Linked DNA regions of Homo sapiens: region 1 is linked to region 2. A link is a loop called in an ENCODE intact Hi-C map of the cell type or tissue named here. Cell type or tissue: dorsolateral prefrontal cortex. All regions are shown on one strand. Each heading gives the region's core, and the rest is flanking DNA. Links, peaks and the distances in the headings are about the cores only.

What was found. Peaks named below come from ENCODE experiments on the same cell type or tissue, not always from the same donor. Only the 100,000 strongest peaks of a DNase experiment are listed, where the experiment ranks them.
Region 1: a loop joins it to region 2, with 2.1 times the contacts of the local background. A loop is called at or near these places in 4 of 110 quality-filtered maps.

What each region holds. Positions count from the first base shown.
Region 1 is chr10:124,825,220-124,830,219 of GRCh38, reverse strand. ABRAXAS2 (abraxas 2, BRISC complex subunit) reads right to left here. Exons shown (of 9, transcript NM_032182.4): 5 at 3,435-3,625; 6 at 1,345-1,464; 7 at 743-827. Among named protein-coding and RNA genes, the nearest start is that of ABRAXAS2, 26 kb to the right of the region's middle. In dorsolateral prefrontal cortex, for the core only: a CTCF peak has its summit at 2,492 (motif pointing right); no DNase peak of the experiment used is centred there; H3K27ac peaks cover 208 bases.
Region 2 is chr10:124,617,881-124,625,969 of GRCh38, reverse strand. FAM53B (family with sequence similarity 53 member B) reads left to right here. Exons shown (of 5, transcript NM_014661.4): 5 at 2,366-6,678. The coding sequence ends at 2,728. Among named protein-coding and RNA genes, the nearest start is that of FAM53B-AS1, 82 kb to the left of the region's middle. RefSeq lists enhancers at 1-902, 3,779-4,279, 5,632-5,761. In dorsolateral prefrontal cortex, for the core only: CTCF peaks have their summits at 3,915 and 4,128; a DNase peak (open chromatin) is centred at 4,153; H3K4me3 peaks cover 731 bases; H3K27ac peaks cover 5,000 bases.

The DNA.
Region 1 (5,000 bases), core at 1-5,000, 210 kb before region 2:
TCTTGCCTAGGCCTCCCAAAATGCTGGGATGACAGGTGTGAGCCACCATGCCGGGCCAAAGCCTTTTTCCTTAAAGTCAGGCTTTCTCCAGGTCTGGGAGAGCTTCATCAACTTTACCACTTTCTTTGCTGTACTCAAAGGCCAGTTCAAACGCTCTTTTGTTCTTAGGTTTTAGAGCAAACTACTCCTAAAAACACAGCGGGGATGACGAAAAGAATGTGGGAAAGTATTGTTAGCACCAAGCTCAGTATTTGGCTCACAGGAGATGTTTCCATTGATGTCTGTTGCATAAATGACTAGGAGTGAACAGGCTCTGCCGAGATCCTCCCACTCGATGGAGGCAGCTGGGGGCAAAGTGAGTGAACTAGGATGAAGAAGCAGAGATGCAACCAGTTATGGCTGCCTTTTGATATTGTCTCTACTTAGAATATAACTGATGGAGACAGCTATGTTCTTAGCAAGCCTTTCTACATTTTCCTAGCAAAACTACTATCACAAATGGGGCTGTAAGTATTTGAAACAGTAGTATTAACAATCTACTTCAGGCACAGAGTGAGTGAGCCAGGCTTCTGCGAGACGGCATGAATCATTATTCCACAGCTTGACTCTGTTCTGGGAAAGCAGATTCTGACTTTCGGATCCTAACTCTATTTGTCAGTTGGAAGACAATTCAAAATTAAAGTAGAATTAAAAGCTTTTGGGCAAGACAAATAAGATGAAAACTAATAAATAAATCAGTTACCTGAACTTTCTCCTGAAGTGCATTATAAACCTGATAAATCGCCCTGATGTCTTTCATCACTCCATCCTTGTCAAAAAAGTCAGTACTGGAAGACAAACAGAAAAAAGATGCCTCAAGGTTATCATAACTGCGGTGAAATGGAAAGGCATTTTTCCTGCCTCTTCCACTTTATTGTTTAAATGCTGTGACTCCGAGGTGACAGTGTTTAAGGAATAATGCCCATACCACAAGAATTACAGAAGAGAAATTTAAAAAACCCATGTTACCAAGATCATTTAAAAAATAATAAAAAGCTATGTATTTTTCAGTGACTATGTTTAGCTTTTAGAACCTCAGAAATAATACTCTATCCAAAACTTTTGTATCAATTACAAAAAATATTGTGGCAAATGATTTAAAAAATTCATAAAAGTAAACTATCTTTTCAACAAGAACAAAATTTTGATACATGCTGGTGGTATCTAGACAATTACCTTACTGTATTCTTCAATTTTAATCATATCAAACTTGGTTTTACATTTTTCCATACACCTTTTAAATGTTATTAACAAAAGAAATATTGCTGACAAAAGAAAAAACTAGCACTTTACCTTTCAACTTACCCATGTTCTTTAATCACTTTGGCATAACTCTGAGAAGTATTTGGCACTGAAGACACTTTGTACTCTTGCTGGCTAGTATTTCCTAGATTGGGAATAGCGAGTGATATCCTCTGATTATACCTATGGGAAAAATTCAGAGAGATCATGTTAAATGTACCATTCTATCATATTCAAGTGAGACTGACAGTCTAAAAAAAAAAAGGGCTGGGTGTGGTGGCTCACACCTCTAATCTCAGCACTTTGGGAGGCCGAGGCAGGCAGATCACCTGAGGTCAGGAGTTCGAGACCAACGCCAGCCTGGCCAACATGGTGAAACCCTGTCTCTACTAAAAATAAAAAAAAAATTAGCCGGGCATGGTGGTGCACACCTGTAGTCTCAGCTACTCGGGAGGCTGAGGCAGGAGAATCACTTGAACCCAGGAGGCGGAGGTTGCAATGAGCCAAGATTGTGCCACTGCACTCCAGCCTGGGCAACAGCAAGACTGTATCTCTAAATAAATAAATAAATAAATAATTTTTTAAAAAGGGCATGCGTGGTGGCATGTGCCTATAGTCCCAGCTACTTAAGAGGCTGAGGTGACAGGATCAGGAGTTCAAGGTGGCAGTGAAATATGATAGTGCCACTGTACTCCAGCCTGGTCACAGGGTAAGACCCTGTCTCCAAAATAATAGTAATAATAAAATTAAAATAAATAAAAGTAATTAACTAAAGCAAGAATGGGGCTTGGTGGTAGGAGTCTTAGTTGCTGACGTTGGTAAACCAACAGGAAGGTCTCACGGAGCACCTCCTTCTACAGACAACCCAAGGATACATGAATTAGTGATGTTTTCCCTTCTGTAAAGTAAAACCTTGCTTATCAACTCCTTGAGAGCACAGGTCATGCCTTACACATCTTTTGTATACTCACAGTGACTGACACAATGCTGAGCCTGTAAGTGCTCAAGAGATACCCACAGATTACATAATGAAATCTTATAAAAACCTTTTTAACAATTAACAATTATTTTCACTGATGTCAATTTAATTTATTCTACAACAAATAAACTTCCAGAGGGAAACCATTTTGCTGTTTACAAACAGACAACATGATCATATAATCATAGGGGTGGTTTTTTTTTTTTTTTGGTTTAACAAGTTCACGATGCAAAACCCTCGTTAACCAGCAGGTGGTTCAATTTCACAATTTTGTATTTGAAATTTATGTTTCAAAATTATAATCAGACTTCCACAGCAATAAAACTACATTTCCACATAGTGGATTATGGAGAAGCAAATGATGATTTCCAGCTATTTATTCCTTATAAGAATTTATGCATAATAAACATGTCTTGTTAATGCTTCTTGATCCAAAAACAATTTTATGTAAATAACTGACAAGAAAAATACCTTCCGTAACCACAAAAAGAGCTAAAGGGAATAATACAAGTTTTTATTTAAAGATGCATAAAGTTTTGGGAGGCCGAGGCAGGTGGATCACCTGAGGTCAGGAGTTCAAAACCAGCCTGGCCAAAATGGGCAAAACCCCGTCTCTACTAAAAATACAAAAAAATTAGCCAGCATGGTGGTGTGTGCCTGTAATCCCAGCTACTCGAGAGGCTGAGGCAAGAGAATCGCTTGAACCTGGGAAGCAGAGGTTGCAGTGAGCCGAGATTGCACCACTGCACTCCAACCTGAGTGACAGAGCTGGACTCTGTCTCAAAAAAAAAAAAAAATGCACTATAATGCACATTTTTGAAGTCACGAATCTCAGTGACTTGTACCAACATCCTTTTTTTTTTTTTTTGAGATGGATTCTTGCTCTGTTGCCAGGCAGGAGTGCAGTGGCACAATCTTGGCTCACTGCAACCTCTGCCTCCAGGTTCAAGCGATTCTTCTGCCTCAGCCTCCCGAGTAGCTGGGAATACAGCCACGTGCCACCACACCCAGCTAATTTTTGAATTTCACCATGTTGGCCAGGATGGTCTCAATCTCTTGACCTCATGATCCATCCGCCTCAGCCTTCCAAAGTGCTGGGATTACAGGCGTAAGCCACCACGCCTGGTCCCAACGTCCTTCTTATATGTGAGGCAGATGGAAAAGCAAGCTTTACCTTCTATTTGGTCTGAAGAGCACATATTCTAAAGCGTGAGTGGAATTGTTGGCAGTGGAGATGAAGCTGAAGAGAAGAAAGACGAGGTCGGGCACGCCGAGGATGCGGGTGAGCTGCTTGTGAAGAACCTGCTCTCTGTAGGACATCTGCTGCTGCGTATTGCGCCGGAATCTGTACCACCCAATGACTTTCTGAAAGAAAAGTGTGAAAAGTTGCATGAAATCTTACAAATTTAATTCTGAATGTATCCATACAAACACACATGCACAAATGTTCATAGTAGCTTTATGTGCAAAAGCCCCACCCTGGAACAACCCAAGCGTCCATGAGCAGGAGCATGGATAAACAGACTGTGCTTCAGGCATATGCTGGAATCCTACTTAGTGATAAAAAGGAACATGAATGAGTCCTAAAATAACTATCCTGAGTGAAAGAAGCTAGACACCTCCTCACTAAAAGAAGTATAGGTTATAGGATTCTATTTGTACAAAATTCTAGAAAATGAAAACTAATCTAGTGACATAAAGAAGATCAGTGGTTAACAGGAATGAGGGGAGAAGGCAGGACTGGAAAGGCACGAGGAAGCTTTTGTAGGTGAAGGAGATGCTCGTTATCTTAATATGGTGATGGTTTCACAAGTTTACACATACATCAAACTTCTAAGAGCATACATTTGAGATATGTGTTATATGTCAATTTTACCTCAACAAATCTATTTTAAAAGTTTAGCTTTTTCAGCTCTAACTATAGCATAACTAAACTGGCTAATGAAACTGTTATGCACTCTGGAAGAATACTTCTCATAATGTGATTTGTTGGTCATCAGGAAGACAGATGACTTCAGAGATATCTGAAAGACTGCTAAAGTGCAGATTCCTGGACCCCATCCCTAAAGTGCAGATTCCTGGACCCCACCCAAATCTGCAGAATCAGAACCTCTCAAGATAGAGCCAGGAATCTGAATTTAAGTAAGTTTCTGAATTTTTCTTTTGCATACTGAAATTTAAAAACATCTGTTTTCAAAACATTTAATTCTTTATTAGAAGATCAATCTTCATACAGCTTCCTTCTTTGAAACCAACTCTGAGTTAAAATCTTGTTTTAAGAAGCAAAGGTAGTTTAAATCTAATAGTGTCATATTAAAATTAAAATTAATAGTAAATTGAGATTGTTTTGACATTTTCATGTAGAAAGTAAGCCAACTTTTGCTGAGGCTAGCATTGTCACAAATATTTTCACTAATTACTACACCACTCTAAGTGAATAATGTTTTCTCCATTGAGTTCATATCATATGCAAAGAACTACAGAGAACAAAGAAATAAGCAATAGTTCCTGACTTAAGGAGTACTACTGAACATAAAACATATCTTCCCATAGATTAAAGCAATTAATTCTGATATCCCTTAAATAAAAAGAAAACCCAAGCCTTTCTCTCAGGGTATAATTTTTTTTTTTTTTTTTTTTTTGAGACAGAGTCTTGCTTTGTCACTCAGGCTAGAGTGCAGTGGCATGATCTCGGCTCACAGCAACCTCCACCTCCTGGGTTCAAGCGATTCCCCTGCTT
Region 2 (8,089 bases), core at 1,251-6,250:
TCCTTACACACCGTGGCTGCTCTACAGGCCAAGAAACAGGCTGCTCAGCCAGGGTCAGGAGAAGGTGGGTCAGGCTCCCCGGGGACCTCAGGCCCTGACGCATCCTGGCCTCACCCTAGGCCTCCTCTGTCGGGGCAGCCTGGCTCAGCAGAGCCCGGGACACACGGCTGAGGCCACCCAGGCTGGGCCATCTTGCCCCTGTTTTGTGCCCCCTACTCAGTTCTCCTTCTGTCCTGGCTCAGGTCTAGGCCAGTCAAGAGGGTGGCTGAGAAGCAGGAGGAGCCTCAGAGACCCTCCCCTCGAAAGCACTGGGGCTTCCACCTCACAAGCGGCAGGTTCGCTTTGGGAGCTGCTGGTCCATCGCCCAGGCCTGGCCAGGGGCAGGCGAGGATCCTGGTTGCCGATCCATCGTCCAGGCCTGGCCAGGAGCCGGTGAGGAACCTGGGGCTGTTGTGCAGGGGTCGCCGTCTCCAGCTCTCTGCCGTGGTGAGGGGATTGTGCTGTGTGCACACCACCGGGCTGCATCGAATCCCACCATGGCCCAGAGGGTGGACCTGTGGCTCCTTGGGGGGCCAGCATCTCCAGTCTAATGGGTGCCCCTGCCACTCTCCTGAGTTCCCGTGCAGAGCTCCCCCCAACACCTCAGCCTTCACCTTTCTCAGTTAATCAAAAGATTCCAAAAAAAGCAAACCCATCAGAACGGCTTCCTCCACCGAGTGTTCAGGAACAATGAGCGTGCCCATGGCAGGCACATATACCTTCCTCCAGAGAGAGCGCCTTTTATTTCCCATCCGCTGAGGCTGGTTCAACAGCTTGTTGGCTGTGACAGCCAGTGATCACCTGTATTTCAAAGAGACACACAAACACTGCAGCCTTTGAAAGAATCAGGCCCTCGGGACAGGTCTGTGGTCTTGGCGTCAGCAGGCGTGCGGCGAGGGAGGCGGCGGGTGCTCCAAGGCCCTGCTTTGCTTCCCCAGTCCCCACCCATCTGCTGGGAAGAAACTAAAGGCTGGAATTCCCCCCTGCCCTCTGTGCGCAGCTCTTCCCTCGCTCCCCTCTGCTATTCGACCTCGTTGCTGCAGTCCGGTTGGGGATATCCAGGACTGCGCCGGGAGTGCCCCTCACTGTCTCAGCCTCTGTCCTGTCTGTGGCATGTGCATCATTCTGAGGAGAAGGCTGGATTTTGTGCTCTGCCCTGGGAGCAGGTGTTGAACTGCACCCACTTGTGCACAGTGTCAGCCCTACCCCCATCGCTGGCAGCTGACGCCAAGCAGAACTGGCCTGCGTACCCTTGAAATCCTGTTCAAGCTCTGCCTGCCGCTCGGGCAGGCCCCAGGCTGCCTCCTGCCCCAGGCCAGCCTGGGAGCACACTTGGTGCCTGGGAGCACACAGAGGGAGCACACTTGGTGAGCGGAGAAGCTTCTGCGCAGCCTACTCTCTCTCTGGGGCCTCAAAGGGCCCAGCAAGGCAGGCAGGGAGCATCATGCACCTCTTCCAGATGAGGCCCCCAGCTGGCGAGCACCAGAACCTGGAGCCTGGCCCCTCCTCAGCAGATCAGACCTCCCAGTCCCCAGCACCTGTGGAGGGCACAGGACCACTCCCTTCTAGAGACTCTGTGTCTCCAGGTGAGGCCGAGAACTCATGTTTCCCCAGCTCCCTGCATGGCTCTGTTACACACCAGGCTCAGGACTTCAGCTCGGCCCCTTCTAGCCTGCGGCTCCCGCTCTGGTTGTGGAGAGTGGGTAGAGCGGGCGTCGTGTCGCCCTGTGTGGGGCAGTTACAGCCTGGGCTTCCTCCAAGTCAGATCCCTTCTCAAGGGAAGTATCGCGGCGCGTCAGTTATGTTTGCATAGAGGTCCCTGCTTGAAAAACATTGATTTCACCACCATTGTAGGGTGTTTGGGTTACTCTCTTCTTTTCCATTTAACGGTATGTTGCCAAATTTTTACACACATCTTAGAATGTTTTCTTAAGATAAAAATCCAAGTAGTGAAATTACCTGATCAAGGAATTGGATATATTTTCCCCAGGTTGCGCTTCAGAAAGGCTGTGGACGAAGTGTTAGGAGCATTCCTGTTTCACCGCAGCCCCCCAGAACTGGGTCTGCATCAAATTTGTGTGCTTTGCCGAGTTAGTAGGTGAATAGTGGAATTGCGCGTGTCTTTATGAGCACAGAGCGCTCATTGGCCGGAGGTGCATCTTCATGAGTACGTTGCTCATGGGCCCGTCCTTGCCTGGATAGGAGGAACCCGGGACTTGATTGGTCTTGCCACAGCCTGGTGGTCTAGTTGCTTTGTGGGGTGTGCAGTCCTGGGGCTGCGGGAGGGGAGTAACCCTTAGTAACCTGTGTGTCTGCCCCTCCACAGAACTGTCAGACCTTCAGCAGCCTCAGCTGCCTGAGCGCAGGGACAGAGGACTGCGGTCCCCAGAGCCCCTTCGCCCGCCACGTCAGCAACACCAGGGCCTGGACCGCCCTGCTCTCAGCCTCCGGCCCAGGGGGCAGGACCCCCGCTGGGACCCCGGTCCCTGAGCCTCTTCCCCCTTCCTTCGACGACCACCTCGCCTGCCAGGAGGACCTGTCCTGTGAGGAGTCAGACAGCTGCGCCCTGGACGAGGATTGTGGCAGGAGAGCGGAGCCGGCTGCAGCCTGGCGGGACCGCGGGGCCCCTGGGAACAGCCTCTGCTCCCTGGACGGCGAGTTGGACATTGAGCAGATAGAGAAGAACTGAGGGGGTGTGGGCCCAGGCAGGGCTGGGGTGTGCTGGCATCGACAGCCCCCACTCTGGGCACTAGGTGGGCCCTTGAAGGGGAGCCCAACTCGTGGGCCTGATGAAAGCTTCCTGAGTGGTGTCGGGTCCCAGAGAGGGAGCCCACCTGCTGCCTGGGGGAGAGCCTGGCCTGGCCGCGTCATACAGCGGGTGTGTCAGCCTCTCACCGGCTCCCCGAGCGTGGCAGCCACCAGGTCCACAGAACTACTGCAGCCCAGAGGACAGCTTTGAAGTTTGCGTCTTTTCTGCCTCTTTCCCTGTGGGATGTTGGGCAGTCTCTGTTGTCCCCGGCAGAGCTGGGCACCGCTCTGTATCCCCCTGGTGGTGGGGGCTGTCAGGGAGGGCCTGGGGTGGGGGCCAGGGGCCATCTGCTATGTCAGGGCCCTTCTTGGCCTCACTCAGGTTCACTTCTGGGGAGTCGGCCCCGCAGCTTCTTTCACTCAGTTTTACTCCGTGCCTTCTCTCCCAGGTCTCCCTGCTTCAGGCTTGGGAAGGTTCGGGAGATGCTTCCTTCTGTAACACCAGAACCATTTGGCCTTAATTCCAATGTGAGAGACAGAATCCCTGGGGTGCTGGACTGGCCCTCCAGAGGGTAAGCCATGTCCGGAGTCTCGGGCCCAAGGAACGATTTGGAGGGTGCTTGTTAGGGCCTCCCGTGTTGGGTAGAAATTTGGTGGATCTGTTGGCTGAAAAGACGGACTTGCTTGCCTCTCCTACAGCATGGAGAGGCTGACCCCATGGCTCTGCCACCGTTGGGGCAGGGTTAGCAGATGGCAGCCCTTCTCTGTGGCTGACAGGTCACTGAGTGATAAGCATGGTTGGTTCCGGTGAGTGTAGGGATGGCACGATACCAGGGCAGCCTCTTGAAAACGGCCTCGGGAGACGGGAGCTGCGAGCAGGTGGGCAGATGAGGGCCCTATGCGCACTCAGGGGTGAAGGGCGTCCGCTGGCCACTCTGCAGGGGCCCCTGCAGGATTCCAGGCACCTCCCGTTTGTCCTTGAGGACTGCTGGCTGTAACCAGGGCACATCACCCACCTCAAGACAAGCCCACGCCCTTGTCAGCTTAGGGGGAGCCCAGTCCTGAGGGCTGCATCTCTGTTGTAGGCCCAGCCACCGGCACAAAGCTGGATTCATGCTCCCTGCCCCTACCCCACCCTGGCTCCTCACCCTGGGGCATCCGAGGAGCCTAGCCCCCTGAGGGTTTGCTCTCCTCTCAAGGTTTGTAGCTCCTCTCCGGCTGCCTTGCAGACACCACCACATGGGCTCTGCTCTATGGGAATCTGGCTTTTAGCGAATGTGGCGTCTTCTGCAAACAATAGCAATTGGGCTGGCTTAGGAGCAAGTGGCTCATTTTCCCATAAGGCTAAAAATAACTGGTGCGCTCCCTTGTGTTGGCTGACACGCGCGTTCAAAGCACTTTTGTAGTCACTTTGCTTTTGCTCGTCTTCATGGACGAGTGAACGCCTCGCTTCTGCAGGTTGAGTCCAGATGCTTCTCACCTTCTTTCTCCTCAAGAAAGATGCTTTTTGGGAAACGTTGTTTAAATCTTATTTTTTTACTACATCAAAAGGATGGTGGTTCAAGTTCCCAATATGTGGGTGGCACTTCTTAAAAATCAGCTTTAAGGAGCTGGCAGAAAGCCCCCAGCCCCACAGCCCTGAGAGATGGTGTTGCTAGCTCAGGTGGCTGACACATGGGGTATGCCGGGCACTGGGCAGGTCCCAGAGCCGGGGAACCAGCTCACCTCTGGTTGCTGTAGCTCCTGCCGGAGGCATGTCTACTTGTGATCCCGGACAGCCGAACCCAAGAGCTGGTGGCTCTGAGCAGACAGAGACATCTTGGCCTGTCCCTGCCTGGGGGTCATGGAGACCATGTCTTCTTAGAGCAAATGTGGAGGCGGCCAGGGCAGTTGTTGGGTGAATGTGGAGAGCACATGGCCATGTCTTGCCCCCGGAGTACCACTGGGCGTGGGGGGTCCTGGCACCACATGCCCGGTGTGGCCGAGGGCACACAGCCTCTATAGCAGGCCTTCCTGTGGAAGGCAGAGGCAGTGAGGGAGGTGGACGGTGCCAGCTGAGGCTGAGGCATGCAGCAGCCCCCAGCTACCTTTGCTTAGGGCTGGGGTGGGAGGCACATGGTGACAGGTATATGTCGTGGGACTGGGGTGTGGGTGACCTGCCCTCAAACCTTGCCTGCCACCTCCCCATTCAGGCCTGGTGGCAGGAAGGGACAAGCTGTGGAGCTGGCTGAGTCACAGCCACCTCCCCACCTCCCCGCAAGCTGGTCCCATCGACCAGCAAGCCCAGCCCCAGGGCGCTTAGGGAGAAATGACCCAGCCTCCTCAGACCCCGCCTGCCTGTCCTGTGCCCACCACGCAGCAGTCAGGGGAGAAAATGGTGGCTATCCCTTCTGCTTAGAGAAAGAAATGGCCTTTAGCTGGTTTCATGTTTGTGTTTTGACTGGAGGGAGTAGACCCTATCTATAAGGTGCCACCCCATCATCCAAGCTGCCACACTGCCCGGAGCAGCCTGTTCCTGCACTCCACCCTGCTGGCCCCAGGACTTCTGATCTCAGTCCTCTGGGAGGGAGGTTCGCCTAGGAGGTGCCCCCCACATTGGTGTCCCCATGGGCAGCAGGCAGACAGCTCACCCCCACCAGCATGATGGCCCCAGCTGGGGGCAGTGGCAGGAGCCTTACTTTTGTCACAGCCTTGCCCACAAACCCTGCCTCTGAGGGGAGACTGAGGAAGGGCAGAGCCAGAAGCAAGCCGTGCCAGGCCATCTGCCTGCTCATGGGGTCCTAAAGCGCGGGCTAAGCCTGCAGGAAAGCCGGGGCGGTGGGGGGGGCTTAGTGCCACATGCACCCCACTCATTCCAAAGCCACCAAACTGCCAGGGGCTGCCGTCCACCCGTGGGGCCCAGGGGCTGGGGCCACAGCCTTGCCATTTTCGTTGCCATACCCTCTTGCCTTACTCGCGGTGGAGGCCGGATTTGCACGGGCAGACGTGCACCTGGGCCCGTGGGGAGCTTGTTCTGACCAGACGTACAGATTTTCATTCTCAGAAAGCCTTACTTTTCAACCAAATTTTTGTAGCCAGTTTTGTGAATTTGTACACTGAAAGAAAATTTAAATAAAGGGGAAGTCCACATTAAAAAGAAAACAAAACAAACCCTAACTAACTTCCAAATGGGTCTCCTGGTGCGGGGGCGTGAGTGGCCGTGCCCTGGGTGTGCTGCCTGTCTGAGCAAGCTTCCCTAGCTGTGGAACCCCGGGCCCCCTGCTGCGGGCTCTGCCTTGGTGTCATGCCTGCTGCACCCCCGTTTCCACTGACGTGCCGTCTGTGGCTATGGGGGTGGTCACTGGAATGACGGTCACTCCAGACGTCAGCCGGCAGGGATGCAGCAGGCTGGCCGCGCACCGGGGCTCGGGCACCCTCTGGCCCCACACTGGCAATGATGCCACACCTTGCCATGTCCACGCTGTTGGTCAAACCCCTCTGTCATGCCTCTTTAAAGAGAAAAGAAGAGAAAGATTTTTTTTTTTTTTAATGGCAGACCGAAGTGGAGATCTTGTAGCCTAGATAGGATAGTCTGACCTTCTAGCATAGTCTTTTTGGCAAATGATTTGTGTTTTCAGTGTGTGGGGAAGCTGTCCTGGGGGCTGGGGCGACAGATAGCACATAGGCTGTTTCTGGGGCTGCAGGGGCTTCCCTGAGCTGGATGTTGTGGGTGTTGCCGTGCTTCAGGAAGTGTGGCGACCAGAAAGCGTAGACCCGGGGCCCAGGGTCTGCCCGCCCCTGCAGCCTGGCCTCCCCGCACAGGCTGTGGCTTGCACTCCAGCCGCTCTAGTCTCTCAGGAATTTGCTTGTTACTTGTACTGTGTAAATAAAGCTTCCTGGTTCAATACCCAAGTGCCTGGTGCCAGCTGTGTGGTTTCTGTTGGGTGTGGTGAACTGGCAGGTCCCCCCTGCTCACAGGAGCATTAGCTCTGGGCGCAGAGAGACCTAGACTGGACCCTTCTGTCCCCTCCAAGCCTCGGGGTCTGAATCGATAAAATGGGGCTAGCAGACATCACAGAGCTGTGGAGACGCCGGGGGACGGGGGAAGGCTGCCCATGGCCACAGCTGCATCATGGGGAGCCCTTCTAGGGCCAGGAGCCCCAGGACAGCAGTGGGGAGACACTCCTTGTGTCACTTGAGTTAGAAGCCATGGAGGAGTCTGCCCTTCCGAGCACAGCAGCTCAGCCTTCGACAGCGCTGGGAGGTGAGGCCACACAGCAGCGTGCGGAGATGGGCCCAGCCTGGCCTGCAGCCCTGAGGGGCCTGGGATGGCCCCCACCACCCACCCACCAGGGTAGCTGAGGTGGCACAGACAGGCTCACTGGCTCCGGGTTTCTGCCCCCGCTGCAGGCAGCACAGTGCAGACTTCTGCTGCGTGAGTGAGTTGCGGGGGCCCCAGAAGCACGAAGCCCAGCCCGGCGTGGCCCACTGTCTCCCGTGCATGGCCCTCTGCTTACCCGGACTCAGGAGAAGGGCGTGTTTGCGGCCTGGAGGACAGGCGTGGAGAGGTTTGCTTGATTTCCATAACTCAACACTTGCCCACACAATCTGCCCATGGAAGTCTGGCCTAGAATGCTTGTTAGGGCCAGAGCAGCCCCTCTGGGAATGAGGCTCTGTAGCCCCCGCTTTTCTTTTGGTTTTTGCTTTTAGCAAGATTTTTTTTTTTTAAGTCTATGAGCACTGAACTCAAGAAACAAACATGTGAAGTGGGGCTGCTGGGGGGAGGTGAGCCCCTTGTCCTCACTGCCATCCCTGCAGCCCTGCCTTACCCAAGGCCTAGGGACTCACTGATTCGAGGCTGGATGCATTGACTTCCCCAGCACACCCTCCCCTCACCCCTGCCTCCGTATCTGACAGATGACTGGTGGGCCAGGGGCTGGCGGGGGGCTTCTACCCAGCGCAGTGCCCCCACCCTTGTGCCCCACCTGAGGGTAGGGCACAGAGTGGCCCTGGAATTACCTCTGGCCCTTACCAGCCCCTTGCTGCCCCCAATCCCTAGATGAGGTCCCTGGCTGGATGGATAGCTCCGTTCTGCCCCCACGTGGGGCCTGGCCCCAGGCCTCACCCCCAGTGCAGTGCCCAGGCCAGGCACAGGTGCTTCTGACATGGGGCACACGTGTAGTCTCCTTACCTGCACAGCGATCATAACCCTGTGGGCTTACGAGAGAGACTCAGCCACTCTGTCCAGTGTGCAGGGAAAGGGCTGGAAGGAAGAAGGCCGAAAGGAAAGGCCCCAGAGAGCACAGTGCTCAGACTCCCGGGT